2 separate regions of the Homo sapiens genome follow, and region 1 is linked to region 2. A link is an interaction called in ENCODE POLR2A ChIA-PET data of the cell type or tissue named here. Cell type or tissue: OCI-LY7. All regions are shown on one strand. Links, peaks and the distances in the headings refer to the core of each region. The heading gives the core; the rest is flanking DNA. Region 1 overlaps PRCP (prolylcarboxypeptidase). Region 2 overlaps DDIAS (DNA damage induced apoptosis suppressor).

Evidence for each region. ChIA-PET counts read pairs that join two places held together with the same protein. Peaks named below come from ENCODE experiments on the same cell type or tissue, not always from the same donor. Only the 100,000 strongest peaks of a DNase experiment are listed, where the experiment ranks them.
Region 1: POLR2A ChIA-PET joins it to region 2 with 15 read pairs; 2 of 35 experiments call an interaction of 5 or more read pairs at or near these places.

The regions. Positions count from the first base shown.
Region 1 is chr11:82,813,814-82,830,509 of GRCh38, reverse strand. PRCP (prolylcarboxypeptidase) reads left to right here. Exons shown (of 9, transcript NM_005040.4): 9 at 5,388-7,574. The coding sequence ends at 5,604. LINC02734 (long intergenic non-protein coding RNA 2734) reads right to left here. Exons shown (of 3, transcript NR_183631.1): 3 at 12,769-13,746. Among named protein-coding and RNA genes, the nearest start is that of LINC02734, 41 kb to the right of the region's middle. In OCI-LY7, for the core only: no CTCF peak of the experiment used is centred there; a DNase peak (open chromatin) is centred at 6,089.
Region 2 is chr11:82,911,604-82,928,299 of GRCh38, reverse strand. DDIAS (DNA damage induced apoptosis suppressor) reads right to left here. Exons shown (of 6, transcript NM_145018.4): 2 at 14,914-15,013; 3 at 13,449-13,577. The coding sequence starts at 13,561. Among named protein-coding and RNA genes, the nearest start is that of DDIAS, 18 kb to the right of the region's middle. RefSeq lists a silencer at 3,273-3,322. In OCI-LY7, for the core only: no CTCF peak of the experiment used is centred there; a DNase peak (open chromatin) is centred at 7,869; H3K4me3 peaks cover 935 bases; H3K27ac peaks cover 2,952 bases.

The DNA of each region.
Region 1 (16,696 bases), core at 4,171-9,170, 97 kb after region 2:
ACTACATGCATGCCCCACCACGCCCGGCTAATTGTTGTATTTTTAGTAGAGGCAGGGTTTCACCATATTGGGCAGGCTGGTCTCGAACTCCTTACCTCAAGTGACCCATCCACCTCGGCCTCCCAAAGTGCTGGGATTATAGGTGTGAGCCACCGTGCCTGGCCAGCGCAGGCAATTTTAGATTGTATTACAAACACACATATACTTAATGTACCTAAATGTTTTTTTCTCATATAATTTGTACATTTACATTTTCATGATTCATTTACCTCTTGGTGGTGGTAATACTTATTATGCTTACAGAGTATGGTAATAACTATAATGACATCGCACATTTGTATAGTATTTATAGTTTATTTATTTTCACATATATTATTTGACTTGGGTCTCACAGTAGTTCTCTGAGAGAAGGGTACTATCTTTCTTAAAAAACATTTTTTTCTATAATCCAGTGAGAATTGAGGTTCACAGGGGTCAGTAACTTACCCAAAGTCATTCAGCTAGTAAAAATGTACAACGTAGATCTACTGAATTAATTCATTGTTCTTTCCACTATTAACACACAGCTGAAGGTTAATCTCTTTATATTTCTATTAATCATTTATATCAACTTTTCTTTCCCACGTAAAAAGTACCAAAGTGATTTACAACATGTTTATGAACTTGCATACGTGTATTTATAGATGTCTATGATGGGCATCCAGTATGAGGCCACAGACAACTAGACACTTTTTAAGTTCATTCAGTAAATTTTTTGGGCCTCCTTTTCTAAGCCAGGTCTGCTTCTAGGAACTTGGAGATGTAGAAATAAACAATATGGACAAAAATCTCGGCTCTCATGGAGTTCTAATTTGAGAGATAGGAAATGAAACAAGATAGAACTTATAAATATGTTAGAAGGATGTGAGTGACAAGGAGAAAAAAGTAAACCGGGGAAGGGGACTATAAAATGTCATAGGGAGGGAAAACAGTTGAAATTTTTTATTAGAGTGACCAGGGAAGACTTCATCAAGGGGTGACTTTTAAAAAATGATATAGAGGAAGTAAAGGAGCTAGCCATGAGGTTGGTGGGGTAAGAGGATTAACCAAAGGCAAAGGCCTTGAAAGAGCCCCAGCATGTTCTTCTTCACGTGGAGTAAGGTCAGTGTGGCTGGAGTGGAGTTAGTAAGTGAGAGAGTAATAGAAGGTGAAATCAGGGAGGGAGCAGAGGGCCTGAATCATGTAGAAACTTGTTGGTTCTAGTAAGGACTTAGGTTTTTACTGTGAATGAGATGGGAAAACTTGGAGCATTTTGAGAAAAGGAATGACATTATCTGGTTCAGGTTTTAACAGGATCAAGTTGCCTGCTCTATTGATATTAAATTGTAGGGAGACAAGAGTAGAGGCAGGAAGATCAGTTAAAAGGCTATTATAGTAACTCAGGCTAGAGATAATGGTGACTTGGATCAGGGTTGTGCAGTGGAGGTAATACAAAATGGTCAGATTATGGATATATTTGAAGATATAGATGACAGGATTTGTTGACAGATTGTGTGTTAAACAATGAGAAAATTAAAGAGTGAGACCAAAAAGATTAAAGAGTGACATCAAACTTTTTGGCCTGAACAATGGAAAGGATAGACTTCCCACTGACAGAGATTGGAGAAGATGGCAGGAGGAGCTGGTTGGCATTTGGGGAGCATCAGGAACTGCCAAGTGTCTAATTTGACTTCCATGTAAAAATGTCAAGTACACCATTGAACTTTGGTTCTGAAGTTTAGGGGAACAATCCTGGCTAGATACATTATTTGGTAGTCATCTGTATATAGGTTGTACTTATAGCTGAGAAATTTTTTGATGATTTTGCAAATTATGGGAATTATTTTCATGTATTTGATAATGTGGGCTTGAAGACTTTTTATTTCAGGCTTTGTAACCAATACCAGCAAAATGGAGTTTGCATTAAACAAATATCAGGACACACATAAAATGTTCTAGAAGTGATTTCAAGTGGTGGGTATAGATATGCCGAGAGGTACCATTCAAGGGGAAAGTGATCTAATACATGCCATGGGTGGAATACTCAGATCCAGGTATTTCAGTGACAGTTTTTTTCCTAAGGAATCTGTTTCAATGAGATTAGGTAGATGAGAGGCAGACCTGGGACTGGAACCAAAGTGTGTCTGATCCCAAAGCTTATGCTTTTCTTACTTTGCAGCACACAAGAGAGTGTAAGCTGTCGACTTCCAACAGCAGTCATGGTTCCGCTGAAATGCAACATAGTGTAAAATTAAGCATTGGACTAGGGTTTTTAGAACTGTGTTTGAATCTCAGATTTGCCAAATCAAATGATTTTGGCAAGCCTTTTAACCTCTTTGGGCATTAGTTTTCTCTTTTATAAAAGAATTGTAATTAAACCTACTTCATAGGGTTGTTACAATGAACAAATGTGAAAGGCTTTGTAAACACGAATGCAATCTATGCATAATATGTTATACTAGGGAAAAATTTGATTTAAATAGCATCAAGAATAAAATGCTTTGGAATAAATTTAACAAAAGAAGTGCAAGATATATACATTGGAAACAAAGACATTAAAAATTGCTTCCTTTAAATGGAAAGACATCTCATATTTATGTATTAGAAGAATTAATACTATTAAGATGACTATACTCCTCAAGTTGATCCACAGATTCAACGTGATCTCTGTCAAATTTCCAGCTGGACTTTTTTTTAAAAAAATAGAAATTGACAAACTGATCCTGAAATTCATATAGGAATATATGGGACCCAGAATAGCCAAAACAATCTTGAAAAGGAAGAACGAACTTGAAGAACTCACACTTCCTGATTTCAAACTTATTACAAAGCTACAGTCAATACAGTGTGATACTGGCATAAGGATAGACATATAGACAAGTGGAAGAGAATCGAGTGTCCAGAAGTCAAACCTTATATGTATGGCATATTGATTTTTAACAAAAGTGGCAAGACAATTCATTGAGAAAAGAATAGTTTTTTCAACAAATGATGCTGGGAAAACTGGAGATCCGCATGCAGAAGAATGAGGTTGGCTCCCTATTTCATACTATAACAAAAAAATCAACTCAGAATAGGTCAAAGGCTTAAATATAAGAGCTAAAATGATAAATCTCATAGAGGAAAACATAGGAACAAATCTTCATGACCGTGGGTTAGACACCAGTTTCTTGGATACCATACCATAAACATAAACAATGAGAAAAAATAGATAAATCGACTTCATGAAAATGAAAAACTTGTGCTGCAAATGATACTATCAAGAAAGTTAGAAGATAGTCTACAGGATGGGAGAAAATATTTGCAAGTCATATATTTGATAAGGGACTTGTATCTAGAATAGATAAGGCTTTGTAAACAATACCAGCAAAACGGAGTTTGCATTAAACAAATATTAGGACACCCATAAAAATGTTCTATAAGTAATTTCCAGTGGTATGTGGGTAAAGATATGCCAAGAGTGCCATGCAAGGGGAAAATGATCTAATGCTTGCAATGGGCTGAGTACTTAGATCCAGGTATTTCAGTGCCAGTTTTTTGCCTAAGGAATCTGTTTCCATGAGATTAGGCAGATGAGAGGCAGACCTGAAATTGGAACCAAAGTGTGTCTGATCCCAAAGCTCATGCTTTTGTTACTCTACAACACACAAGTTAAGAGAGTGTGAGCTCTCACTCAAAAATAGAAAGATATATAACCCTAGTTAAAAAATGAACAAAGATATGACTAGGCATTTTCCCAAAGAAGATATAAAAATGGCCAATCAGCACATAAGATGTTTAAATACCATCAGTCTCTTGGGAAATGCAAATTAAAACCACAGTGAAATACCATTTAATACTTACTAGCTTAGGATGTCTAAAATAGACAGATAATAATAAGTGTTGAAGATGTAGAGAAAGTGGAACCCTCAAATGTTGCTACTGGGAATATAAAATGGTGTAGTCCCTTTGGAAAGTAGTCTGGTAGCTAATTAATAGGTTGTTACTATATATCCTAGAAATTCCTAAGTATATGCCTAAGAGAAGTGAAATCATGCATCCACACAAAAACTTGTATGTGAATGTTCAAAGGAGCAGTACTCATTAGCCAAAAAGTGGAAACAATACAAACGTGCATCAAATGATGAAGAGATAAATAAAACATGATGTATCCATAAATGAAATATTATTTGGCAATAAAAAGGAACATGTACTGATTCATGCCACAACATGGGTGAAACTTGAAAACATTACGCTGAGTGAAAGAGACCAGTTACAAAAGACCGCCTACTATTTAATTCCATTTGTATGAAATGTCCAGAATAGGCAAATCTATAGATTCAGAAAATAGATTCATGGTTTCCTGAGGCTGAGAGCAAGGCAGGAAGATGGGGAGTGACTGCTAATGAGTATGGGTTTCTATTTGGGGTGACGAAAGTGTTCTAAAATGGATTGTGGTGCTGGTTGCACAACTCTGAGTATACTAAAAACCATCGAATTATGTGTTTTAGATGGACAAATTCTGTGGTAGATGAATTATATCTCAACAAAACTGTTCAGAAATATTATTAGGGATGCTGTCTGTGGTTGTATTGGATTTTTTACTCAGTGAAAGTAGATACTCAGTTTCAGTGACTGATTCTCTTTACATTATTCTGAATTGTGTTGTGTGAACCAGCTGAGACTAAAAACCTAGTAGCATTTCCTTAACTTTAAAGCTAATGTAAAATGAAGATTTTCGTGTAATGCCCAAATTTTCGGATTCCAGATCCTGGTGACATTTTTTAGATCTACCATCCTGTTTCCCAAAGTACTGTACTATATTAGATAAAAAATGCAGCCTTCTCCTTTCCTCCCTCCCTCCCTCCCTTTCTTCTTTCCTCCCTTTCCCCCTTCTTCCCTCCCTCGAGAAGACGGAGTTTCACCATGTTGCCCAGGCTTGTTTTGAACTCCTGGGCTTAAGCGATTCACCATCTTGGCCTCCCAAAGAGCAAAGATTACAGGCATGAGCCACTGCGCCTGGCATGTTATCTCCATTTTACAGATGAGGAAACTGAGTCAGGTAACTTGCATTATATAACTTTTGAATAATGAAATCAGGATTGAAATTCAGGTTTCTAAATTTCATATCCCAGTACAGTCTAGGTTGATTTGTGGGAACGCCTCCTTCAATTATCTCTGGTTCTTTTTTTGCACCTGGTTGCATGAATATTGCAAAACTCCAGTATGAAGTATCTATCCATATGATAAATTAGATCCTCAGATCAAATCCCCCAGGTTACAAGTTTATAATTTTAGGTGTTAAACATGTAATAGGTTTCTTCTAGCTTATCTGAGTGTTAACATGAAAAACTAACAACTTTATTTTTTCTTCTTTTTTTCACTTGCAGCAATGGTGAACTAGACCCCTGGTCAGGAGGTGGAGTAACTAAGGATATCACAGACACTCTGGTTGCAGTCACCATCTCAGAGGGGGCCCACCACTTAGATCTCCGCACCAAGAATGCCTTGGATCCTATGTCTGTGCTGTTAGCCCGCTCCTTGGAAGTTAGACATATGAAGAATTGGATCAGAGATTTCTATGACAGTGCGGGAAAGCAGCACTGAGAAACTTTTGATTGTTTTCAATTTCTTCTTTTATGTTCACACCACCACATTCCCATTCACTTTGATTTTCTACATGTAATTACCTTCTTTTGTTTATCATTAGATTTGATGGGGCCAAAGTTGAGATAGAATAGAGGGTGATGACGGTAAGAGCAAGTGTCCCATGAATGTGATTTCCTGGGTTCTCACTGTCTTTGCACCACGTCTAGGAAGAATCTTCTTGATAGCTCTCCCACACCATCAGTGGCCCTCATAACTGGAGTAGAGTTCCTGGTTGCTTTTCATAAGAGGGAGAGTTACTTTCTTTGTATCTCTGCAAGCAGAGATTTCTCTTTGGTTTTGAGGTTGAAGTGTCTTTGGCCCATTTGTAAGTCCCCATCCCTACCCTACACAAAGTAAAAGCAGAAGATAGATAAAAAATGATGTAATTGCAGCTGGTAGGATGTCTGGTGCCAATCCAGGAAGTGAGAGCCATTTCTTTTGTACCGGATTTAATGACTTTGAACTGTGCTGTAAATAAATAATACAGCTGGACCTTATACCTGTGTGTTGCTTCTGAAGCTCACTTCAACTCCGGCTGATGGAAATGCTGTGTGCACTGGGCTTAGCTGTTTTTGGAAAGTCCTTTAATTTTTTCTCTTCCACTTGGCAGCTTTTCTTAGTTCTGGGATGTTGGCCACTGTGGTACTGCCAGTAAGAAATCTGGCCTTTTTCTGCTCCATTTCTCTTTGTTTCTAAGGTCAGTTTTAATTTGTTTGAATTCTGCCAGTTTAGGAAAATGACTCTGTTTTGTCTTTTTAAATCTGAGCAAGCTTTATGCTGTAGTCACTAATTATATTTCAGTAAGAAGCCTTTAAAAATTGATGAATCAGCTATTCCAAAAGTAGAATATAGTAATATTCAGCTTTTAAATTTTTAAAATTTTATTTTCTGATAGTTGTTACTGCTGTCATTAAAACCAGAAGTGTTAGACACTAACAGGCAGGTGCACAAGAACTTTTCTGTATGACTTCCAAAAGACAAGCTGACTAATTCATGCAGGCAGCATATTTGACATTAATAAATGGCCAAGCCATTCCTATTTCCAAGGGGTTGGCTTCTTTCAAGCAGTTCTTACACTGAGACCTTTCTTCAGAGAGCTTTTCTAGGATAACAAATAGGGTTGGATCAAAACCTTTCAGGGACACAGAGAGACAGAGAGAGAGAGACTAACAGTTTCTACTCTGTTGAAAGATTTCTTCCTCCTTGTTTCTTTTCATTTTCTCTCAATAATTTTTTTTTCTTCACCCTGCCTTGGGAACATTTTCTGCTTTTAAAAAACTGTACCTTGAGCTTGATCATTTTTATGGCATTTTTTTTTTTTAAGGGCATATATAGAGTTCATTCTTGGGATGGAAAGCTGAAATATTTCCTTTACTTTCCCTGGCATCTGGGAGATACAGGAAAATCTTTGTCTTATTTTGGGAGCCTTCAGTTCTCATTGTAATGAGTTGTCTATCAAAGCATTTGGTAACTATTTTGTTTCAGCATCACAGAACAATCGATTTGGGTGGGAATTTAAGGGCCAAAACAATACTAGTTTTTATTCTTTGTCAACTAAGAAATTAAATAATGCAGGGTTTATGGGCTCAATAGAGGATATTCTTACAATTTATTTTACGATTTTAGGGTTTTTCCCTTGTGTAGAATCTTTAAAATACTTTGCCATTTTATTTGATGTTGATTATTTGGATGAGTTACATTATTCTGAAGAAACAAACTGCAAAAAATAGAATTTTTTGGCAAGCATAATTGTATCCTATTACTGTATGCATTTTAGGAATATAGATAGCAGCCTTAATTGAAGTGAGTATAATTATAATATGCTAAGGTTTAATTTTAACATGAAAAAGAATTGGAGTGTCAGATAAGCCTTATTATTTAAAGCATCCCTCTAATAAAACTGCACTTTTTACTGACAGGGAAAGAGAGACATGGAGACTTGAGTGCTTTCTATTTTTATTTTTTTCAGCTCCCAAGAGCTTAGAAAGAATTGGGTGCTTTTTATTTTCTGTTTTTGTTACTTTAACTGCCTGGAGTCAATGGGTAGAACTAAAGTAACTTAGGAGAACCTTCATAAGGAATCTGTAGCGCCAAGAGGTTATCCAGAGGAGCCAGTGTCTAAGCCAGCATAGTAGAGGGTGAAGGCCCCTGAGATATCCAGTTCAACTGCATCATTTTGTAAGGGATAGAATTGTAGCTTAGAGAGAAGGAACTTATCTACGGCCTCACAGCTCCTTTTTGGCAAAACTGGGGCAGAACTGGGGCTCCTTTTTGGCAAATTTTGTTTGCTTCATTTTACTGGTACAGTTTTATTTTTGTTTGGATTCAAGCAACAAAAGCCCACAAAACCAGCTTAAGGAAAAGAAATGTTTTGAAACTGCCAGATCAGCTCCAGGACTTGGGTTACCAGGAATCATGGGGAACTAGAACTAGGGTCTGGAAAGTCATTAAAAATCAGTACTGCTGTGTTCTGTTTCACTTTCAACAGAGGTGACCCATTGTCAGACTGTGGTTTGGATTTGTTCGTCAGATGTCTACAGTTCGATAGGCAGTCTAAAGCGTGCATCAGAATTACCCAAAAGGGCTTGTAAAAATGCTGATTGCTGAGCCCCATCCCAGAGTTTCTAACATGTCTTGGGGTGGATCTTGGGAAGGTGCATTTCTAACAAGTTCCCAGGTGATGCTGGAGCATCACACTTTTGAGAGCCCCTAGTTGAAAGAATCTGGAATTTGAATTTGAATTCAGTTATCTTACTTCTGTCATCCTGCCTGACTCATTTGAGTGTGGGAGCCCTGCCTAATGCTTCTCTTCCCATGACTGCTTTATTCTCCCTCTACAGACCAGCTTACTTTTCTCTACTCGCACAATGCCCATAATGACTTCTTAGAATGGTGTCCTCGACCCTCTGAGGGAGCAATACCTCACAAATGCACAACTCTCAGGTGGTTAGGAAAGAACAGGGCCATGAAAACATGGTTACAAAGGTGTACTTCTTAGGATTGGGGAAGCAGTTCAGGCAACTCAATCACACGACATCTATCACACAGTGTTTCTTGGAGCACAGGTATCCAACAAAATGCCAATAACTTGTGTAGTAGAAAGACTTATACCTATAGTTGAGCAAGTGTGGAAAATAATGGGACAAATGAAGTTAAATAGTTGCTTCGTTTATCTGTAAATAGTATGTGACTCTCCAAAATGGTGATTGAGAATACAACTTTTTTTTTGGAGACGGAGTCTCGCTCTGTTGCCCAGGCTGGAGTGCAGTGGCGCGATCTCGGCTCACTGCAAGCTCCGCCTCCCAGGTTCACGCCATTCTCCTGCCTCAGCCCCCGGAGTAGCTGGGACTACAGGTGCCCACCACCACACCCGGCTAATTTTTTTTTTTTTTTTTTTTTTTTTTTTTTTTTTAGTAGAGACGGGGTTTCACCGTGTTAGCAAGGATGATCTCGATTTCCTGACCTCGTGATCTGCCCGCCTCGGCCTCCCAAAGTGTTGGAATTACAGGCGTGAGCCACCGCGCCTGGCCAGCTTTTTCTATTCTTAACAGAGCATCTCCTAGGCATAAGGCATTGGTCTAAAACCTAAAAAATGCAATGGCGAAAAAGCAAACACAGCACCTAATTTAATAAGGTTTGTGTTCTGCTGGGAGAAAGACACGAAATGTCAAGTTATACAATGAATTGGTACAATTATAAATGTTACGAAGAGTTGAGCTTATTAGGACATTAATTGCAATCTAATAGGAAAATAGAGATTAATTGCTAAATGTTCTAATCTAATGGCCCCAACTCTTCATAACACTAAATGTTAAATGTTTAGCATTTAGACAATGTAAGGTAGTCTGGGGGAATAGCAGTGCCTTTTTGAGATGTTACATTTTAGCTGTGATCTAAACGATGAATGGGAACTATACTAGGAAGAGGAGTGGAGTAAATGACACATGCAAAAGCCCTGAGTGTAGCATATTCAAGGAACTGAAAGAAGGCCCCTGCAATGGGAAGGCAAACAACCACAGAGAATGTGACATAAGGTGAATATGGAGACATGGGCAGGGGGAATGCTCATTCAAGTAGAATTATGCGGATGAAAAACCTTTGATGGGCTTTAATCGGGGGAGTGACACGAACAGATTTTCATTTAAAAGGACTACTCTGGCTATAGAGTAGAGTAGGCATTGTAGGGGACAAGCAAGTAAGGTAGGAGACCCCAGTCACAGTTGTCAAGTTAAGAGAAGAAGGTAGGTTTGACTAGAGTGGTAGAGATGGAGATGAGGAGAAGTGGGAAAATTGGAGAAAGATTTAGTAAGGAAAGTCAATGGAATTTGACTCAGTGTGTGCTGGAGAGTCATGGTGAGTAGATGGCAATCAGAGCATGAGCTCAAGGAGCTAGTGTTTGAGAAACATACTTCAGGAGCTATAGTGTACTGTCTTTAACCTGATACTTTTTAAAGAAATACCCAAACATCCTAATTCCTCTGCATAGGACTCCACTGATCCAAGACACCACTTGAGCCCCACTACAGCCTTTCCTTAAATTACCTCTCTGGACTCATTTCCCATTTTTACTGCCACCCTTCACTTTCCTAATAACCCTGCACTTCAGGTATACCAAACTTCTCATAATTCTGAAATACTGCTCTTCTGTCTAAAATTCCTTTCTCAGCACCAACCTCCAATATTTTTTTTACTGGTAAACTGCTGTGCATCATTTAAAGCCTGGAACAATTTGACTACCTTCCCTCTGAAGTCTCTCCCAGCTTTCCTAAAGGAAGTAATTCCTTGTCTGTGCTCTCACAGAACCAGGCTTACACTTAGTGTGTCTGCTAGAATGTAAACTCCACCAAGGTGGGGATTGTCTGTCTTCTTTTCTAGCACTGTAAACAGTACCTGACCACCTCTAAGTTGGTATACATATCCTAAGTTATAATATTTTGCTTAGTGTTCTCATCCTGTTTTTAGGAAAACCAAGCTCTCTGAAGACAAGGACTATATCTTATTCCTTCTAATGATCAGCAATCTAGCACAGGTCCTGGCAGGCAGGACACAGTAGGCCCTCCATACATTTATATTTAATGAATACATTTTAGGGCAGAAAGATCAGGATTTCTATTGATCTCTTTCTATAGCCATGTACCTTTCGGAGCTCTGATGTGCCCATGTAACCTTGTGCCCTTGGCTTCCCTGGATTTTGGAAAGGGGATCTCCAGTACTCAGTACCTCTGAAACTTGGACTTTCTGATTTACCCTCACTTGAACTGCATGTGCCGGGCTCCCTCTTCCACTCTATCAGGCTGGAACTCTCTGTCAAGGTAGTTGAATGTAATTTTGCCTTGATGTTAGGTGGGAACAGAACATTGAACACAGCCATTCAAGGAGTCAAAGAATGGGTTGGGGCTGGGTGTGGTAGCGTACACCTATAACCCCAGCACTTTGGAAGGCCAAGGCAGGAGGATCACTTGAGCCCAGGAGTTCCAAACCAGCCTGGGCCATATCATGTATTGCCTTGCAAAAAATTTCTTTAAAAAAATTAGTTGAGCATGGTGGTGCATGCCTGTAGTCCCAGCTACCCAAGAGGCTGAAGTGGGAGGATCACTTGAACCTGGGAGGTCAAGGCTGCTGTGGCCCATGATCATGCCACTGCACTCCAGCCCGGGCAACAGAGAGAGACCCTGTCTTAAAAAAAAAAAAAAAAGAAAAAAAAAGGGATGTGGTGGGGTGTGGGGTTGGTGCCAATAAACTTTGCTATCTTTAGTAATGGGAATGGAAAGATAGAATCTTCCAACAGCAGACCTGGAAAGCAATCTTGGGATCATTTATCTCTTTGTGTTTGTTTAATGTGGCTAACATCTTTAACAAGAAACTCAAATGTGAAAGTTACTTGCCTAAGGTTGAGGTATTGCTTCTCACAAGAGGTCATTAGCTGTGGGGTTCTGCCTGCAGACCCTGGCCTAAAGGACAGATGAATAAAACGTACACTGACACACAGATATTCTGTTTTGCCAGTCCTGCTGAGTGCCCGACTGCCTGCACACCAAGAGAGGTTTGTTACTGTGGCCGGCCCTGAGCAGCTCGCACTTCAGGCATTTATTTAGTATACAATTAACAACAGAAGCTTTGAGTCCACACACTTGTGGATAATTAACGTGGTTAACAGAGTAGTTCCACGAATGATTAAAGCTCAGGTACTGCGGTTTAAAATAAATACCATTAGGGGGCAATATTCCTGGTAGACCTCCACACCGCCTTGGAGAGGGCCATCTGGTTCAAAGGTTAGTTAATGGAGGTAAGGTAAACAGACTTAAATGGGGAAGCCTCTATTGTCCCTACTATTTACCCTATGACCTAATGCTGTAAGGTAAGAACTGGCTGCCTTCAGCCTGTTCAACTATTAGAAGCTATGTAACCTTTCGGCCTTCCAAAAAGGTTCGTGACTATTCCCTATAACTTTCCCTAATATTTCCCTTTAATATTTCTGCCACCATCCTGAGTGAATCCCAACACAAAGTCATACAGCTCAACATGTTTATTAGTTATTCATGTATTTTTGTCACACTTTGTTCTGAAAGGATTTCAGATGATCTAAAGATACACACTGAGGCTGAGCGTGGTGGCTCATGCCTGTAATCCCAGCACTTTGGGAGGCTGAGGCTGGAGGATCACGAGGTCAGGAGATCGAGACCATTCTGGCTAACATGGTGAAGCCTCATCTCTACTAAAAATACAAAAAATTAACCAGGCATGGTGGCACGCGCCTGTAGTCCCAGCTACTCAGGAGGCTGAGGCAGGAGAATTGCTTGAACCTCGGAGGCAGAGGTTGCAGTGAGCCGAGATCACGCCACTGCACTCCAGCCTCGGTGACAGAGCAAGACTCCATCTCAAAACACACACACACACACACACACACACACACACACACACAAAACAGATATACACTGAACACAGCACAAGTGGGACATAAGAGATTTAAAAGGGTTAGAGATGTAAAATGGATCTAGGAATGGAAACCATAAGGCGGGATTTATCAACTGGATTCTGCAGAATGCTGTTAAGGCCAGATGTTAGCAGGTGTTACATAAAAAAGGGATACCATGAGCAAAAGTATTTGAACATGGGCAATGGTTGAAACAAGTTTAAACAGATTATCTTTATTACCAAATCTCTCAAACCTTTAATATGCTATAAACATTGTGAAACAATAAAAAAACTTTCCAAAACTAAGGTTTTTTTCCCCAAAACTTATTTGATCCAGAACCCTTTTTCATGTAACATTTCACTCATTGTGAATTAACAAGAATGTGACATTTCTCAAATTTATTTGATCTGAAACTCTTTAAATGCAACATTTGAGAAACTAGTGCTCTGCTGAGCACCTGTTGGGAAATACTGCCATAGAAGTCTACATATTTTCTGAAGATGAGGGCTAAGAAAATCTGGCTCTAAGCTTTCTAGCAGAAAACAAAAATAAAAGCAGTTAAACAGTTTACTCTGTGCAGCAGATAAAAACAGACCAATTAATCTGGAGAAGCCCACGCGGGAACTTACTGGAAGAACCTCAGAAATGGGAAAAGTATGAGTGGGAGCTCTAATCTCTCTTCACATATTTATAGATTTCATTGTATTCATACTTGTACATTCTTTCAGTATAAACGAAAGTCATAACACCAGAGTATAACAATGATTTTACAGTGAACAAAGGAACTATATTACAGGTGTACACATTTTTGCTAATCTGGTTTAATTTAGAAATAGATTATTCTATTTGGAGGAACACTCTCAGCCAAAATTTTGCTAGATAGATGTTTCTTGGCCAGTTTAAATGTCTTAGTAGATAGTTGAACAGGGGGAATGAATAATGTGTGGTAACACAAATGAAGTAGATTCAAAAATGAGCTCAGACACCAAATATACTCTCATCCTACTTGGCTTAGAGGTGAACTAGACTCCTCAGCGATGGGAGGCAGGGTCAAGACAAGCAACAAGGAGCTTCTTCCAATACAGAGAGGTTGACATCTTTACTAAATTTCCTCTATTCATTTGGTGGAGTGGTGTTAACTGTTTTTCTTTGTTTTGTAACTCCTAAAATGTAGGGATGCACAGCTAAAGAAAGAAAGTTAAAAAAAAAACTGTCAATCAATAACTCCAAGATACTAAACTCTAAATGAAGCTGTGTGCTAAGGAGATATAGAAAGTGCCATGACACGCACATGTATACATATGTAACAAACCTGCATGTTGTGCACATGTACCCTAGAACTTAAAGTATAATAAAAAATAAAAAATAGGAAGTGCCATGACACTGATAATGTACAGTAAGTGTCCTTGAATAAATTTACAGAAGTGGAAGAAGCCAGATGATTTGATAAATGGCCTCTCATCATCAAAGAACTATCAGATTATTCCTATTTCAGAAGTCTCTTTTATGGTTAACAGAAGACATTTCATATGTTACCATATGATGTCAGTTCATTTGGTCAATCTACCTCCCTTCAAAGGTAAAATATAAATCAGTAAAACACCCATCTGCTTTATCTTCAACGAGCTTACATTCAGATCTACCATCTCTTCCGTCTCCTTTTCTGATGCCACAGAACCCTCACCTGAGTTTGTTCTTTAGATCTAAAACAGTGGTTCTCAATTTGTAGCAATTTTGCCTCCTAGAGGACAGCTGGCAATGCTGGAGATGGTTTTAGTTGTCACAGCTGGGGTGGGGGCGTGCCAGCGACATCCCTGATACAGACCAAGGATGATGCTAAACATCTTACAATGCACAGGACAGCTCCCCCGTAACAAAGAATTAACTGGCCCCAAGTGGCAATAGTGTCGATGTTAACTAGGTCGAATCTAAATTTTTCCCATCATAATTTAAGACCCTTTCCTCAAGTTTTACCCTGCATACGAAATGAAAAACTGATTGTTAACTCAATAGCCTTACACTTTATCCTCTACACAGCGCAATAGCACAACGTCTAGTATAGACATTAATCTGCAAATTTAATAAACTTAATTTTGGGGACTGATTCTTGAGATACTTCCTCTTTTCTAGGCCAAATAACCCCAATTCTTTGGATTGTTTGTTTACTTATCATTCATTCACTCAAACATTTATTCAACGGCAACTTTGTGAAGGTATAGTGTTAAGGAGTTTAACTGTTTAAAGGTAAAGCTCAGTGTTCTCAAGGAGCTCAAGGCTCATGGGGAAAGACAGTCACAATGTCAGATGATTACACACATTGGGCTAAGAATCTGTGTTGCATTCAGGATGCTGTGGGAGTGTGAATGCAGATGTGATGAACTCCTCCTAAAGTTCTGAGGAAGGCTTTAAAGGAGAAGCAACATTCAAACTGCGATTTGAGGGATGAGAGTTTGCAGTATGGTTGGGGACTTGAGGGAAAGACAGTAAAAGCACTATTCATTGAGAAAAAGTTGCTAAGCACTCATTATATGCCAGTAGTTAGGCACCACACATTACTGTGAAAAATCAAAGCAAAACAAACCCCAAAACACGTAGCTTCTATCATGAGGCCTATTTAAAAAAGAAACAAATAAAATCTCCCCTTTAATGCTTGAATCATACTTTATAGACCTCAGAACTCTTCTGCTTACCTTTTCTCATTTTAGTCCCACAAACACCCTGAGTGAGAGGAGAAATACGTATTGTCTCAATTTTATAAATGAGGACCGTGAGGCAAGATAAATGAAGTGACTCCCTTCTCTCCCCAACCATGACCACAGATCTAGTAAGTGGTAGTTGCCTGATTCCAAGTCCTGTGCTTTTCTACTCTTTTTCAGTTCCAAATGCAATTTCCTGTGGCAGAGAGGCAAGCACGCTCCTTTCTACCCCCTCCTTGCCCTTGCTGTCTTCATCTCATTCTAAACTGTTTTCTGCCAGCCTCAATGCTGAAGTTGTTTTCCAGTCTTCCCAGTTCTGATTGCAGAGGGACTATCCAGGGAAGGAAGGAGTGAGGGTTGCTCTGCAGCCACTGACCATTTGGCAAAATCATTTCTACCTTAATTTCCCAAATTTTTTGAGGAAAAAGGAAAACTGAGATGTGGGACAGAAAATCCCTTTTGTTTGTCTTGGTGTTTGATAATGTATGCAACCTCTCTGGGTGGTTTAAGCGGTTTAGGTACTTTCTATAAAAGGGATCTTTTAATGACAAAACTAATGTGATTATCTGAGTGAGTGTGAGAGGCGTATTCAAGGCTTAAAGAAAATCTGTTAGAATAGCTGAATGTATCTGCTTAATCCTTTCTCTAATGTGGCTGAACAATGCTCTGGGAAGCCATTGGTCCGTTCTTTCTCCTAGTAAATGCCTGCCTCCAGAGGTAGGGACTGTTTGCAGCTTTTGATACCCGTATGCTTCACCTTCTCAGCTGCACAAAAGCACAGGAAAAGCTGAAGGAGTCTGAAGCACTGACAGAAAGCAATGTCCCCTCTGAATGCTGAGGGCTAAATGTACAGCACATGGCATGCTATCTCCAGGGCATCCTGAGAAGCGAGGACTGTGGTCACCATTGGGCATGGCATCTCAGAGAAGGGTCCCCCTTCCCGGCACCTGCTTTCATTAGGTGCTGGGTGTCAGATCACTTATCGATGTTTAAAATCTTACACCTGAGATTTAAGAGTGACCAGCCTGATCAACATGGTGAAACCCTGTCTCTACTAAAAAATACAAAATTATCTGGGCATGGTGGTGCATGCCTATAATCCCAGCTACTTGGGAGGCTGAGGCAGGAGAATTGCTTGAACCTGGGAGGTGGAGGTTGCAGTGAGCCGAGATCGTGCCATTGCACTCCAGCCTGGGCAACAAGAGCGAAAGTCCATCTCAAAAAAAAAAAAAAAAAAAAAAAAAAAGAGTGGTTTAGCTATTCCTCTTTGGGGGCAAGAGAAACATAAGAGGGGATAAAAGTGATACAGGTTTGAGTTCTGCAACCTCCTCTGTAACTCTGGCCCAAAACCAAATTCTTCTGGTCCTCTGCTCTCTCATTTGTGAACTAGAGATAATAATACTTGACATATTAATTCATGTGAGAATCAAAATAAAAA
Region 2 (16,696 bases), core at 5,083-10,082:
GTGAACCCGGGAGGTGGATCTTGCAGTCAGCCAAGATCGCACCACTGCACTACAGCCTGGGGGGCAGAGTGACATTCCGTCTCAAAAAAAAAAAAAAAAAAAAAAAAAAAAAAAAAAAAAAAGAGGACAAAAAATAATCTCAAAATATTTAATACCTATTTATACACAAAGCACTTAATTGCATTTTTCTCACCATAATGAAAATTACTTTCTTTAATTCATTAGACTATGTTGATAACTTATCAGATTATAAAATTTGATATGAAAACCATGCAATTTAACTTGTTTTTTTAAGACAGTATGTAATGGTGGCTAAAGGCTTTCTAGTCAAAAAGTACACATCTACATGGCAGTGTAACTCTATTGCCATGTACTCATTGTCTGACAGTTACTAAATTCTTGAGTTCCTCATCTATGAAGTCCAGGGCTGAAGAAGGATTAAAATAGACAAATAAAGGGTCTAGTGCAAATACTGTGAAATTAGTGTTAGTCTGCTTCTCCCTCATAATTATATCAAGTATTGTGATAATTACTGTCACTTGTACTGTTAACTTCTCTTCTAGTTTGCAATGTATTATAACTCTGATTTCTATCTTTCAGGTTCTTAATGTCCACCCCTCAGTTAGGTTAACTTTATTTAACAGACAGAATAGTTTAAAAAATTTTTTTGAAATACAACAAGCACCTAAAAACATTTTATGGTAATGGCTAATACTAGAATTTTGTTTTTTCTTCAGATTGCTAAAGATCTTAAAAAAGAGTGGCAAAAGGCAAACAGAAAGCAAGGTGAAAGATGGTTGTATAAATTTGATTGTTGCCAGATGGCCACTAGGGGGAGTCTAAAATCTGTAGCTCTGAAAGTGACTCACCTTTATTAGATCTGTGCTGTTATTCTTCTGCCATACTGAGGATAGATCTATACCAACCCATTCATATAATCCTATACAAATCTGCTAGAGTTTGTGCTGTAGGTTAGCCATAGAATGAATTAAAGGTAATTGACTCACTAGGGGATAAAACTCCATTAGTACCAAACTCTAGGGAAATGAACTGTTTAAAATATATATTGGAATTTCTTTAAAGGCTATGCAATAATGCATACAGGTTTAATGTAAAATTCCTAGCAAAACTTAGACTAATATGCATTAGCATTCAGTTTACAAATGTTTTCAACATACATTATTTCATTTTTATAGGTAAAATTTACAAATGGGGAAATTAGTTTGAATTTTTATCTGAGATGACAAAGTTGGTAAATATATGACCCAAACCCAAGACTGTGAACTCGTATCATGAAGTTCTGATATTATGATATGATAACAGTGGGACCAAATGGTTAAAATAAAGAACTGCTTGCAATGACAGTATCAATAATAGCCTCAAAAAACTATGTCTATTAGTGTTCATGCATTTACATATTAAACTATATATATTTTTATAAAGTACATATGTATAATGAAGATATTTATTTATATAGTTTTCTTTAATCCTTTTAGGAACGATGCTGGATTAAAATAAATGTTAGTGTGGTGTAATACAGATTAGAGCTTCTCAAACATTAATATGTATACAAATCATCCAGAGATCTTGTTAAAATGAAGATTCTGATTCAGGAAGTCTGGGATGAGGCCCAAGATCCTGCATTTTTAATAAGCTCCCAGGTAATACTGATGCAGATGTACCTTAGGCCATACTTTGAGAAACAAGGATATAGACAACATATTCACATCACCGTCCCGATTTAACTTCTAGAGGCACCCATATTTCTAAAATGTCATTTGTTACAGAATAGCAGTTTTCAAACTTTTTGGTTTCACACTCCTTTAATACTCTTAAAAAATTATTGAGAATATCAAAGAGTTTTGTTTATGTGAATAGTATCTATTTTTTTTATTCAAAAATATTTACTTGGGCCAGGCGTGATGGCTCACACCTGTAATCCCAGCACTTTGGGAGGCTGTGGCGGGCAGACCACTCAAGCTCAGGAGTTCGAGTCCAGCCTGGGAAACATGGCAAAACTGTGTCTCTACAAAAAATACAAAAATTAACGAACGTGGTGGCATGCGCCTGTAGTCCCAGCTACTTAGGAAGCTGAGATGGGAGGATTGCTTGAGCTCAGGCGGCAGAGGTTGTGGTGAGCTGAGATTGTGCCATTGAACTCCAGTCTGGAGGTGACAGAGCCAGACCCTGTCTCAAAAAAAAAAAAAAAAATTACTTGCCAAAGATTGAATATATTCAAGGTATACAACATGGTGATTTGAAATACGTCTACACTGTATAATGATTACCATAGTCAAAATTTTTTTTTTTTTTTGAGACAGTGTCTCGCTATTGGCCAGGCTGGAGTGCAGTGGTGCAATCTTGGCTCACTGCAACCTCCACCTCTTGGGTTCAGGCGATTCTCCTGCCTCAGCCTCCCGATTAGCTGGGACTACAGGTGCCCGCCACCACACCCAGCTAATTTTTTGTATTTTTAGTAGAGGCAGGGTTTCACCGTGTTAGCCAGGATGGTCTCGATCTCCTGACCTCATGATCCGCCCACCTCGGCCTCCCAAAGTGCTGGGATTACAGGTGTGAGCCACCGCACCTGGCTACCATAGTCGAATTATTTAACACATCATCCATTACCACTCAAGCTGTACATTAGATCCATAGAACTTGTTTATCTTATATCTGTCTATATTTCTTTTTTGGTTTGTTTTCAGACAGGGTCTCATTCTGCTGCCCAGGCTGGAGGACAGTGGTGCTATCATAGCTTACTGTAACTTCAAACTCCTGGGCTCAAGAGATCCTCCTGCCTCAGCCTTCTGAGTAGCTGGGACCACAGGCACATGCCACCATATGTGGCTAATTTTAAATTTTTTTGTAGAGATGGGGGTCTCACTGTGTTGCCCTGACTAGGCTTGAACTCTTAGGCTTAAGTGATTCTCTTGTTTCGGCCTCCCAGAGTGTTGGGATTACAGGCGTGAGCCATCACACCTGGCTTCTATCTACATTTCTCATAAAACGAGAAATTAAATGAAAGTGAGAAATTAAAACTGAGAAATCAAAAAAATATTAATTCATTAAAAACAGACCCTTTACATGGTTAACACAAAAAACATACTTTTATGAAAAATAGTTATGTTTTTCAAATTTTAAAAATTAGTAAGAAGAGACCAGCATTGTTTTACATTTTGCAAATCTCTTTAATGTCTGGTTTCATAAAAAGACAGCTGGATTCTCATATCTGCTTCTCTGCTCAATCTGTTGTGATAGTACGTGTTATGTAGCCTCTGGGAAACTCCATTATGCACTCATGAGAGACTGAAAGTGAAAAGGCAAATAATGCCTTAGAATTATGAAAATAGATTTGAGTTCAAGGAGCCTCTGAAAGGATCTATCTGAAATAATAGCTGTAATTTGCTATCTTTTTTGTTTGATCCCAGTTAAAAAAATACCAAGTTTCATTTGTTTTTTTTTTATTTTTATTCATTTATTTTTTTGAGACAAGGTCTTGCTTTGTTGCCCAGGCTGGAGTGCAACGGTATGATCTTGGCTCACTGAAGCCTTGACCGCTCAGGCTCAAGCGATCCTCCCACCTCAGACTCCTGAGCAGCTGGGACTACAGGCACATGCCACGATGCCTGCCTAATTTTGTTTATTTTTGGTAGAGGATAGGTTTCACCATGTTGCCCAGGCTGGTCTCAAAATCCTGGACTCAAGCAATCCTCCCATCTTGGCCTCCCAAATGCTGGGATTGCAGGCATGAGCTACTATGCCCAGCCTCATTTGTTTATTTTTCTAGCGTACTTATATTTAGCCCAGATGTAGAAGAACTGGTGAGATAAGTAATCCTTAATGTTTTCTTAGTCTTGAAAACCTTAAAAAATCTGATGAAAGCAATGGACTCACTCTCTCCCCACAAAAAACAGATATGAACACGATATTCTACATATCTTAGGGACTGGAGGAGTCATACATACCTATAATGTATCCACAGATTCCAGCTTAAGAATATCCTGACTATATGATTATATAACATCCCTTTCCAAGTTTATAGACCCAGATTAAATACACACAAAGTAATGAGACATATTTTAAAAAACATATCTCTTAATGCTTCCACATATCACTTCCCCCACAAAGTAAGAAAACTATGATCTATATGTGTGAAATTAAATTTGACTTGCTTAAGTAAATGATATAAACTTTTTGGGTAGTTGGGAATGGGGGAGAGGATAGGTAGCCTCTGAGCGATGAGTCCTATTTTAAGATAGGAAAAGAAAGTTATTAGTGTTAGAAATGGATTTCTAGGCTAAAAGGAATTATGGGTCCCATTAGTCACCCAGAAGGGCAATTTCTATGTAGATAGCTTGTCTGGATAAATAAATCCCTTCTCCAGCTTATAATCTGGGGAGAGTACAGACATACACTATTGTGTGTGTATGTGTAGTTACTGCTTCATATGAAGGACCGAACTAACTTTGTACACATTTTTTTTTATAGATGTATGTCTATGTTTGTATATTTACATAATGAAACCCCCTTTCAAATGAAATTTAACTTGGAACACTAATATAAGGATGAGAATAGAGATCTTGTTGAAACTAACGTGGGGGCCCTAGAGTCTTACCTACTACTCAGCACTAGGTACTATTACTACTCTAATCCCATCTCCCTCCATAAGCACTTCCATGGAGCCCCAAGGCTCTGCAGAATACCTATAGATTGAAAACTACATTCAATCTACTGATCTGATCTTGGAGGTAAGAAAGTTAATTCCATAAAGCACAAAATACTTATTATGATTATAGTCACTAAAAATTTCAGGTTCAAAGAAAATATTTAGGGACGTCTCTCTGTTCTTCAGCATCTCTAAGATCTTCTGCAAAGGCAAGAGCATGGAACTCCTCTGTCATAAGCTTGCAGTGCTATAGCAATGGGGAAATGAACATGAGGAATTTCTGTTTCCTGTGTTGGCTTACAACTGATTCCAAGTAAGAAAAAGGGAAAGCAAAAACAACAGTAGAAAAGATAAGCACCAGGATTTAGATCATCATGGCGGATGGGAGGCAGGATTAGATTGCAGCTCCAACTCGGACAAAGCAGCATGTTGGGGCTCGCACTATGAATTTTAGCTCCAGAACAACTGCAAGAACAAACCAGGAATCCCAAGAGGACCCACAGACCCTCTGAAGGAAGTGGACTGCTCCTGCAGGACCTGGGAGACACCCCAAATACTGTGTGGTATTCAGGGCCGAGACACCCATAAACGATTCACATCACAGGACTCTGTGCAGACAAACCCTGAATACCACCCCGGAGCCAGACAGACTGGCTGGATGGCTAGACCCAGAAGAGAGATAACAATCACTGCAGCTCGGCTCATAGGAAGCTACATCCATAGGAAAAGGGGGGAGAGTATCACATCAAGGGAACATCCTGTGGGACAAAAGAATCTGAACAACAGCCTTCAGCCCTAGACCTTGCCTCTCTGACAGAGCCTACCCAAATAAGAAGGAACCAGAAAACCAACTCTGGTAATATGACAAAACAAGGCTCTTTAACACCTCCAAAAAAAATCACACTAGCTCACCAGCAATGGATTCAAACCAATAAGAAATCCCTGATTTACCTGAAAAAGAATTCAGCGAGGCACCAGAGAAAAGCGAAGCCTGACGCAAGGAAATCCAAAAAACAATACGAGAAGTGAAGGGAGAAACATTCAAGGAAATAGCATAAAGAAAAACAATCAAAACTTCAGGAAACACTGGACACACTTACAAAAATGCAAAATGCTCTGGAAAGTCCCAGCAATAGAAATGAACAAATAGAAGAAAGAAATTCACAGCTTGAAGACAAGGTCTTCAAATTAACCCAATCCAACAAACACAAAGAAAAAAGAATAAGAAATTATGAACCAAGCATCCAAAAAGTCTGGGATTATGTTAAACAGCCAAACCTAAGAATAATCGGTGTTCCTGAGGAATAAGAGAAATCTAAAAGTTTGGAAAACATATTTGGGTGAATAATTGAGGAAACCTTCCCCGGCCTTGCTAGAGACCTAGGCATCTAAATACAAGAAGCATAAAGAGCATCTGGGAAATTCATCACAAAAAGATCATCACCTAGGCACACTGTCATCAGGTTATCTAAAGTTAAGACAAAGGAAAGAATCTTAAGAGTTGTGAGACAGAAGCACCAGGTAATCTATAAAGGAAAACCTATCCGATTAACAGCAGATTTCTTTGCAGAAACCCTACAAGCTAGAAGGGATTAGGGCCCTATCTTAAGCCTCCTCATGCAAAGCAATTATCAGCCAAGAATTTTGTACCCAGTGAAACTAAACATCATATATGAAGGAAAGATACAGTCTTTCTCAGACAAACAAATGCTGAGAGAATCTGCTACTACCAAACCACCATTACAAGAACTGCTAGGCTGGGCGCAGTGGCTCATGCCTGTAATCCTAGCCCTTTGGGAGGCTGAGGCGGGTGGATCACCTGAGGTCAGGAGTTTGAGACTAGCCTGGCCAACATGGTGAAACCCTGTCTCTACTAAAAATACAAAAATTAGCTGGACGTGGTGGTGGGTGCCTGTAATCCCAGCTACTCGGGAGGCTGAGGCAGGAGAATTGCTTGAACCTGGGGGGGCGGAGGGTGCAGTGAGACGAGATTGCACCACTTCACTCCAGCCTGGGCGAAAAAGCGAAACTCCGTCTCAAAAAAAAAAAAAAAAAAAAAAAAGAAAGAAAGAAAAAAACTGTGAAAAGGAGCTCTAAATCTTGAAACAAATCCTGGAAACACATCAAAAACAGAATCTCTTAAAAGCATAAATCATGAAGGACCTATAAAACAAAAACAATTTAAAAAGCAAAAACAAAAAAAACAAGGTACACAGGCAACAAATACCACAATGAATGCAATGGTACCTCAAATCTCAATACTAACATCGAATGTAAATGGCATAAATGTTCCACTTAAAAGATACAGAATAGCAGAATGGATAAGAACTCACCAACCATCTGCTGCCTTCAGGAGACTCACCTAACACATAAGGACTCACATAAACATCAAGTAAAGGAGTGGAAAAAGGCAGTTTGTGCAAATGGACACCAAGCAGGGGTAGCTATTTTTATATTAGACAAAAACAAACTTTAAAGCAAAAGCAGTTAAAAGAGACAAAGGACATTATATAATGATAAAAGGCCTTGTCCAACGAGAAATATCACAATCCTAAACATTTATGCACCTAACACTGGAGCTCCCAAATTTATAAAACAATTACTAATAGACCTAAGAAATGAGATAGACAGCAACACAATAATAGTGGAGGACTTCAATACTACACTGACAGCACTAGACAGGTCATCAAGACAGAAAGTCAACAAAGAAAAAATGGATTTAAACTATGCCTTGGAACAAATGAACTTAACAGATAATATACAGAGCATTTCATCCAACAACCGCAGATTACACATTCTATTCAACAGCACATGGAACTTTCTCCAAGATAGACCATGTGATAAGCCAGAAAACAAGCCTTAATAAATTTAAGAAAATTGAAATCATATCAAGCACTCTCTCAGGCCATAGTGGAATAAACTGGAAATCAACTCCAAAAGGAACCTTCAAAACCATGCCAATACATGGAAATTAAATAAGCTGCTCCTGAATGATCCTTGGATCAAAAATGAAATCAAGATGGAAATTTAAAAATTCTTCAAACTGAATGGCAATAATGACACAACCTATCAAAACCTCTGGGCTGCAGCAAAGGCAGTGCTAAAAGGAAAGGTCATAGTCCTAAATGCCTACATCAAAAAGACTGAAAGAACACAAACTGACATTCTAAGGTCACACCTCAAGGAACTAGAGAAACAAGAACAAACCAAACCGAAACCCAGCAGAAGAAAGGAAATAACCAAGATCAAAGCAGAACTAAATGTAATTGAAACAAAAACAAATACAAAAGATACATGAAACCAAAAGCTGGCTCTTTGAAAAGATAAATAAAATTGATAGACCGTTAGCAAGATTAACCAAGAAGAGAGAAAATCCAAATAACCTCATTAAGAAACAAAACGGGACATATTACAACTGACACCACTGAGACACAAAAGATCATTCAAGACTACTACAAACACCTTTACACAAGCTAGAAAACCTAGAAGAGATGGATAAATTCCTGGAAAAATACAACCCTCCTAGCTTAAATCAGGAAGAATTAGATACCCTGAACAGACCAATAATAAGCAGCAAGATTGAAATGGGAATTAAAAAATTACCAACAAAAGGCCGGGCGTGGTGCCTCACGCCTGTAATCCCAGCGCTTTGGGAGGCTGAGGTGGGCGGATCATGAGGTTAGGAGATCGAGACCATCCTGGCTAACACCGTGAAACCCTGTCTACTAAAAATACAAAAGATTAGCTGGGCATGGTGGTGGGCACCAGTAGTCCCAGCTACTCAGGAGGCTGAGGCAGAATGGCGTGAAGAGAGGTAGAGCTTGCAGTGCGCTGAGATCACGCCACTGCACTCCAGCCTGGGCGACAGAGTGAGACTCCGTCTCAAAAAAAACCAACGAAAAAAAGTCTGGGACCAGATGGATTCACAGCAGAATTCTACCAGACATTCAAAGAAGAATTGGTACCAATCCTTCTGACGCTATTCTATGAGATAAAGAGGGAACCCTCCCTAATTCATTCTATGAAGGCGACATCACCCTAATACCCAAATCAGGAAAGGACATAAGCAAAAAAGAAAACTACTGCCCGATATCCTTGATGAACATAGATGCTAAAATCCTTAACAAAATACTAGCTAACTGAATCCAACAACATATCAAAAAGATAATCCACCATGATTAAGTGGGTTTCATACCAGGGATGTAGGGACAGTTTAACATACATAAGTCAATAAGTGTGATATACCACATAAACAGAATTTTAAAACCAAAAATCACATGATCATCTCAATGGATGCAGAAAAAACATTCAACAAAATCCAGCATCCATTTATGATTAAAACTCTCAGCGAAAGTGGCATACAAGGGACATACCTCAATGTAATAAAAGCCATCTATGACAAACCCACAGCCAACATAACAATGAATGGAGAAAAGTTGAAAGCATTCCCTCTGAGAATTGGAACAAGACAAGGATGCCCACTCTCACCATTCTTCTTCAACATACTACTGGAAGTCCTAGACAATGCAATCAGACAAGAGAAAGAAAGAAAGGGCATCTAAATCAGTAAAGAGGAAGTCAAACTGTCACTGTTTGCTGACAATATGATTGTTTACCTCGAAAACCCTAAAGACTCCTCCAGAAAGCTGCTAGAACTGATAAAAGAATTCAGCCAAGTTTCTGGATACAAGATTAATGTACACAAATCAGTAGCTCTTCTATACACTAACAGCAACCAAGTGGAGAGTCAAATCAAGAATTTAACTCCTTTTACAACAGCTACAAAAACACACACACAAAAAAAAACCACACAAAAAAAACAAATTTAGGAAGATACCTAACCAAGGAGGCAAAAGACCTCTACAAGAAAAACTACAAAACATTGCTGAAAGAAATCATAGACAACACAATGAATGGAAACACATCCCATGCTCGTGGATAGGTAGAATCAATATTGTGAAAATGACCATGCTGCCAAAAGCAATCTACAAATTCAGTGCAATCCCTACCACCATCATTCTTCACAGAATTAGAAAAAACAATTTTAAAATGCATATGGAACCAAAACATGGCCTGCACAGCCAAAGCAAGACTAAGCAAAAAGAACAAACCTGGAGGCATCGCATTACCTGATTTCAAACTGTACTATAAGGCCATCGTCACCAAAACACCATGGTACTGGTATAAAAATAGGCACATAGGCCAATGGAACAGAATAGAGAACCCAGAAATAAACTCAAATACTTACAGCCAACTGATCTTTGACAAAGTGAACAATAGTGGGGAAAGGACACCCTTTTCAACAAATGGTGCTGGGATCATTGGCTAGCCACATGTAGGAGAATGAATCTTATATAAAAGCAACTCAAGATGGATTAAGGACTTAAATCTAAGACCTGAAACTATAAAAATTCTAGAAGATAACATTGGAAAAACCCTTCTAGACATTGGCGTACCCAAAAGCAAATGCAATAAAAACAAATAGCTGGGACTTAATTAAACTAAAGAGCTTTTGCATGGCCAAAGAACAGTCAGCAGAGTGAACAGACAACCCACAGAGTGGAAGAAAATCTTCACAATCTATACATCTGACAAAGGACTAACATCCAGAATCTACAACGAACTCAAACAAATCAGTAAGAAAAAAACAAGCAATCCCATCAAACAGTAGGCTAAGGACATAAATAGACAATTCTCAAATGGCCAAGAAAACACATGAAAAAATGCTCAACATCACTAATGACCAGGGAAATACAAATCAAAATCACAATGCGATACTACCTTCTTCCTGCAAGAATGGCCATAATCAAAAAATCAAAAACCAGTAGATGTTGGTGTGGATGCAGCAATCAGAGAACACTTCTACATTGCTGGTAGAAATGTGAACTAGTACAGCCACTATGGAAAACAGTGTGGAGATTCCTTAAAGAACTAAAAGTAGAACTACTATTTGATCCAGCAATCCCACTGCTGGGTATCTACTCAGAGGAAAATAAGTCATTATATGCAAAAGATACTTGCACACTCATGTTTATAGCAGCCCAGTTCACAATTGCAAAATCGTGGAACCAACCCAAATGTCCATCAATCAATGAGTGGATAAAGAAACTGTGGTATATATACACGATGAACTACTACTCAGCCATAAAAAGGAATGAATTAATGGCATTGCAGTCTCCTGGATGAGACTGGAGACTGTTATTCTAAGTGAAGTAACTCAGGAATGGAAAATCAAACACCATATGTTCTCAGTGATATGTGGGAGCTAAGCTATGAGGATGCAAAAGCATAAGAATGATACAATGGACTTTGGGGACTTGGGGGGAAGGGTGGGAGGGGGTGAGAGATAAAAGACTACAAATAGGGTGCAGTGTATACTGCTCGGGTGATGGGTGCAGCAAAATCTCACAAAGCACCACTGAAGAACTTACTCATGTAGCCAAATACCACCTGTACCCCAATAACCTATGGGAAAAAAAGGTAAGCACCAGAAATTATGGAAATAGTTTTAAAAAATTTTTGTGTCAATGTAGTATATGCAGAAAACAGGTTATATTTCCATGGACTATGTTTCCATAGGCAAGGACTATGTGCCATGGGTTTTATATTCCAAAAGGGTCCAGTCACAAGTCCTTTCCGAGGTCACTTTAAGTTCTAAGAAAGAGAGGGGAAGATGTCATTCTGAATACAAACTTCGCTGCTAATTTGGAAGTAATATGGTGACTATGAAGGTAGACAGAATTCAGATTGTTTAGGCTTGAATATGTTTCTGCCCCTAACTAGCTGGCTGTGTGATGATTTGCGGTAAGTTACTTAACTTTCCCAAGCTTCAGTTGTCTCCTTTAAAGGTTGGCATTAACAATAGCATTCACTTCATAGGGCTATTGTATTAAAAGATATAATGCCCACAAAGTTCCTAGCACAGTGCCTACTGTACAGCAAACACTCACTAATGTTATCTACTGGTATTACCCGTCTAAATAAGTAACAATGGCATTATTGTTCAACCTAAATTTTTGTTGCAGATTATCTTTAAAATAAATGACTGGAAAGAAAGAGTTTTAAAAATATTTTATATCTATATATTACTGATAATGTATCAGACAATGTTCTAGGCATGTTATGTATATTAACCTATTTGATCCTTACAAGAACCTTATTAGGCAGATATTACTTTCCCCATTTTGAGGCTCAGATAATTAAAGTGACTTGCCCAAGGCCACACAGCTATAATGGCAGGGTTGCAATTTGAATCCAGGCAGTCAGCTCCAGAGAATTATGCTTTTAATCATGATAACATACTGCAATAAGGTAAAGTATACTTATAATAGATTATAATAATAATAGCTACCACTTTGGAAATCCTAATATATGTTATGTATTCTACTAGAACATTTCTGTGCATTATCTCTAACTTTACAATGATCCCATATTGTGGGTACCATGATCCCACCTTACAAATGAGTAATTAGACTCACAGAAGTTAACTATCTTGCCCTAGGTCACATAGTTAATGAGAGCCAGAGCCTACATGAAACTCTGTTGTGTTCTCTGAAGCTTGAAATTGTTCCATTACAGTAAGTCCTCATTTAATGTTAGTGATAGGTTCTTGGATACTGTGACTTTAAGCAAAACTACTTATAGCAGATTCTCAAACAACATCATTATAACGTTGATGAGAAAAAAATTTGTTTCATTATACATCATTTTGCGTAAAGTTGCGGTGTCTAAGAATCCAACAACATTAAGTAAGGACTGTATACCACACTGCTTCTAAGTACAGATTTTGATGAAAGGCAAATAGCCCATGGGTTTTAGTTGTTTCAGATGACAGGCAAGAACCTGAAAAGGGGTGAACCTAAGACAATCTAAACACTATCATGCTATCACTTATTCATTCATTTAACCAACATTTGTTGAACACTTTCTATGAACTAAGCCCTAGCCAAGGATTTAATGATGAATAACACAAACAGGGTCTTTCTCTTAGAGCTAACAAATGAGTGCTTGAGAGAGTGGCTTAATAAAGGAACAGTGTGATAACTACTTCAAGGATTACTTAGAGTCTAGATATGAGTTAGAACTGCCAATCCTTTTCTGCCTCCCCATTCAATGCTAACTAGACAAAAAGACTAGTTAAGAATATTGCTGGCACACTACTCTTTCTTACATAGTTCTAGTTACTTACTAGGTATTCTTGTCCTCTCTTCGATGCAGAGAGACAGTGTTCTGGAGAAACTTCAAACCTAACCTCTCGTTTCTACTCTATAAAGATCAGAGGAAGACCTTAGGCTCTCAGGTATAGTTGGCTTGCATCTGAGCACCATGATAAAGAATTATACGCCAAACACCTTTCTAGTTGCTAAAGGATAGAAATTACTATAACATAGTCCCTGGTCTCAAGGAATTTATTTATTTATATTAACAACTATTCTACTGATCATGCAAAAATAAACAAAGAATAAACACAAGTCTCCTATATTATTCCCAGGGATATCCCAGAAATGGGCTAAGTTTTGTACCCAGTATTGGAACTTACTCTCTGAGAAGTTATTTTTCTTCAATGAGGCAAGTATTTAGCAAAGGACTTGACAGTAACTTAAAACTTTTCTCTAGTAATAGAGGATTAGCAGTGAAATCTGTTCTGGGATTTACAGAAGAACCAACCCCTGAGAGAATCTAATGTCCTTGTTTGGTAAATCTGGTCCTTGCCCTTGAGCCATAGGAAATCTACAGTGTGCATTTGTATTTCCTCTCTCACACTTACAGACTTTACTTTTACCTTTTGGAGACCAGGATTATCCTAGAGAAGCACTTCTGACATGATGGATATATAAAACTTGAATTCTGGAGAGCAAGTACTGAGGCTAGAAGAAATTTTCGTCTTCTGTTCATGTGTTCACACCGTGGTCTGCAAAACAAAATAGCCATTGGGATGACTGGCAAATCTTTCATTGCAGTGCATATTCTTTTCTTAGGAAAACCACTTAACCTCTACTGCAAAGCTAATAGATGTCATTTGTTTCACTTTCAAAGTGAAGGTGGTATCAATGTATTGGAAAATTAATTCTTTTTCTCCTTAAAATATTAATAGGAAGAAAATCACATTTAAAACAGAGTAGTTTAAGAAAATTCTTGTATCCTGTTTCTTAATAAATGCTCTATCCCAGTAATTCAGGAAAGATGTCATTTAGCTTCTTCACACCTTTACAAGAAGATACACAACTTGTGTCTGCCATCAATACAAAGGAAACTACCGGTTGAGCATCTTGAATCTGAAAGTCCAAAACCCAAAATCTGAAATGTTTTGAGTGCCACCATGATGGCACAAATCAAAATTCCACACATAAGTACTTAACACAAACTTTGTTTCATGCACTAAATTATTAAAAGTATTGTGGCCGGGCGTGGTGGCTCATGCCTGTAATCCCAGCACTTTGGGAGGCCGAGGCAGGCGGATCACCTGAGGTAGGGAGTTTGAGACCAGCCTGGCCAACATGGTGAAACCCCATCTCCACTAAATACAAAAAGTAGCTGAGCATGGTGGGGGGTGCCTGTAATCCCAGCTACTCAGGAGGCTGCGGCAGGAGAATTGCTTGAACCTAGGATGCGGAGGTTGCAGTGAGCCGAGATTGCACCATGGCACTTCAGCCTGGGCAACAAGAGCAAAACTCCATCTAAAAAAGAAAAAAAAAAGTATTGTATAAAATTACCTTCAGACTATGTGTATAAGATGTATATAAAACATAAACAAATTTTATGTTTAGACTTGGGTCCCATTCCTGCATCTCATTAATTATGTGCAAATATTCAAAAATCCAAAATTCACAAGACTTCTGGACCCAAACATTTCAGATAAGGTATATTCAATGTGTACATGAACTTACATGAATCTTTTAAAGAACCTAAATTGGTGGAAATTGTTCTTTTTTAGCTGAAATATCACTTTATTAGATTTCAGTGTGCTCATTTGATACATCTTGAAGAGAAAAAAAAGACTTCAGATTTTGTAAACAGAAAAAGCAAAATGTTACATGTCAAATGATAGCTCAAAGTGTTTTAATATCCTTGTATAAAACACATCAGGAAGGCCAAGTGTGGTGGCTTATGTCTGTAATCTCAGCACTTTCAGAGACTGAGGTGGGGGGATTGCTTGAGCCCAGGAGTTCAAGACCAGCCTGGGAAACACAGGGAGACACTGTCTCTACAAAAATATAAGAGAATTAGCTGAGTGTGGTGGCACGTACCTGTAATACCAGCTGCTTGGGAGGCTAAGGCAGGAGGATCAAGGCCATAGTGAGCTATGATGATGCCATGGCACTCCAGCCTGGGTGACAGAGCAAGACCCTATCTCCAAATAAACAAAATCAGAGAAGTCAAATAATAAAATACAGACACACCTCATTTTATTATGCTTCACTTTATTATGCTTCACAGATATTACATTTTTTTTACAAATTGAAGGTTTATAGCAACCCTGTCTCAAGCAAGTCCACTTTTTCAGTGGCATGTGCTCACCTTCCATCTCACATTTTGGTAATTCTCACAATATTTCAAAAGTTTTCATTTTTATTATATCTGATGGTGACTTGTGATCAGTGATGTTTGATGTTACTATTGTAATTGTTTTGGGGTGCCACAAACTGTACCTATATAAGATGAATTTAATCTATAAATGTGTGTCTGACTGCCCCACCATCTCTCTCCCTCTTGTTGGGTCTCCCTATTCTGAGACACAACAATATTGAAATTAGGCCAGTTATTAACCCTACAATGACCTCTAGGTGTTCAGGTGAAAGGAAGAGTCACATATCTCTCACTTTAAAATAAAAGACAGAAACAAAAATTAAGGTTAGTGAGGAAAGCATGTTGATAGCCGAGACAGACCAAAAGTTAGGTTTCTTGTGCTAAATAGCCAAGTTGTGAATGTAAAGGAAATGTTATTGAAGGAAATTAAAAGTGCTACTCCAGTGAACACATAAGTAAGAATGTAAAACAGCCTTTTTGTTGATATGGAGAAAATTTTAGTGGTCTGGATAGAAGATCAAACGAGCCACAACATTCCCTTAAATCGAAGCCTAATCCAGAGTAATACCCTAATGCTCTTCAATTCTATGAAGGCTGAGAGAGTTGAGGAAGCTGCAGAAAAAAATGCTTGAAGCTAGCAGAGGCTGGTTCTTGAAGTTTAGGAAAAGAAGCCACCTCCAAAACATAAAACATAACTTGCTGCAAGGTAAAGCAGCAAGCGCTGATGTAGAAGCTGCAGAAAGTTATCCAAAAGATCTAGTTAAGATAAGTAGATCTTAACTAGTTGATGATGGTGGCTACACTAAACAACAGATTTTAAATGTAGACACAACAGACTTATATGGGAGGAAAATGACATCTAGGACTTTCATAGCTAGAGAAGTCAGTGCCTGGCTTCAAGGCTTCAAAGAACAGGCTAACTCTCTTGTTAGGGGTGAATGCAGCTGGTGTCTTGATACTGACACCAGTGCTCATTTGCCATTCCAAAAATCCTGTGGCCCTTAAGGATTATGCTGAATCTACTCTGCTTGTGCTCTAGAAATGGAAGAAGAAAGCCTGGATGACAGCACATCTGTTTATGGCATGATTTACTGAATATTTTAAGCCCACTGTTGAGACCTACTGCTCAGAAAAAAAGATTCCTTTCAACATATTAATGCTCATTGACAACGCACCTGGTCACCCAAGAGCTCTGATGAGATGCACAAGGAGATTGATATTGTTTTCATACCTGTTAACACATCCATTCTCTACTCATGGATCAATGAGTCACTTTGACTTTCAAGTCTTATTATTTCAGAAACACATTTCCTAAGGCCATAGCTGCCATAGATAATGCTTATTCTGATGGATCTGGGCAAAGTAAGTTGAAAATCTTCTGAAAAGGTTTCACCATGCTAGAAGCTAATAAGAACATTCATGATTTATGGGAGGAAGTCAAAATATCCACACTAATTGGAGTTTGGAAGAAGCTGATTCCAGTCCTCATGGATGACTTTGAGG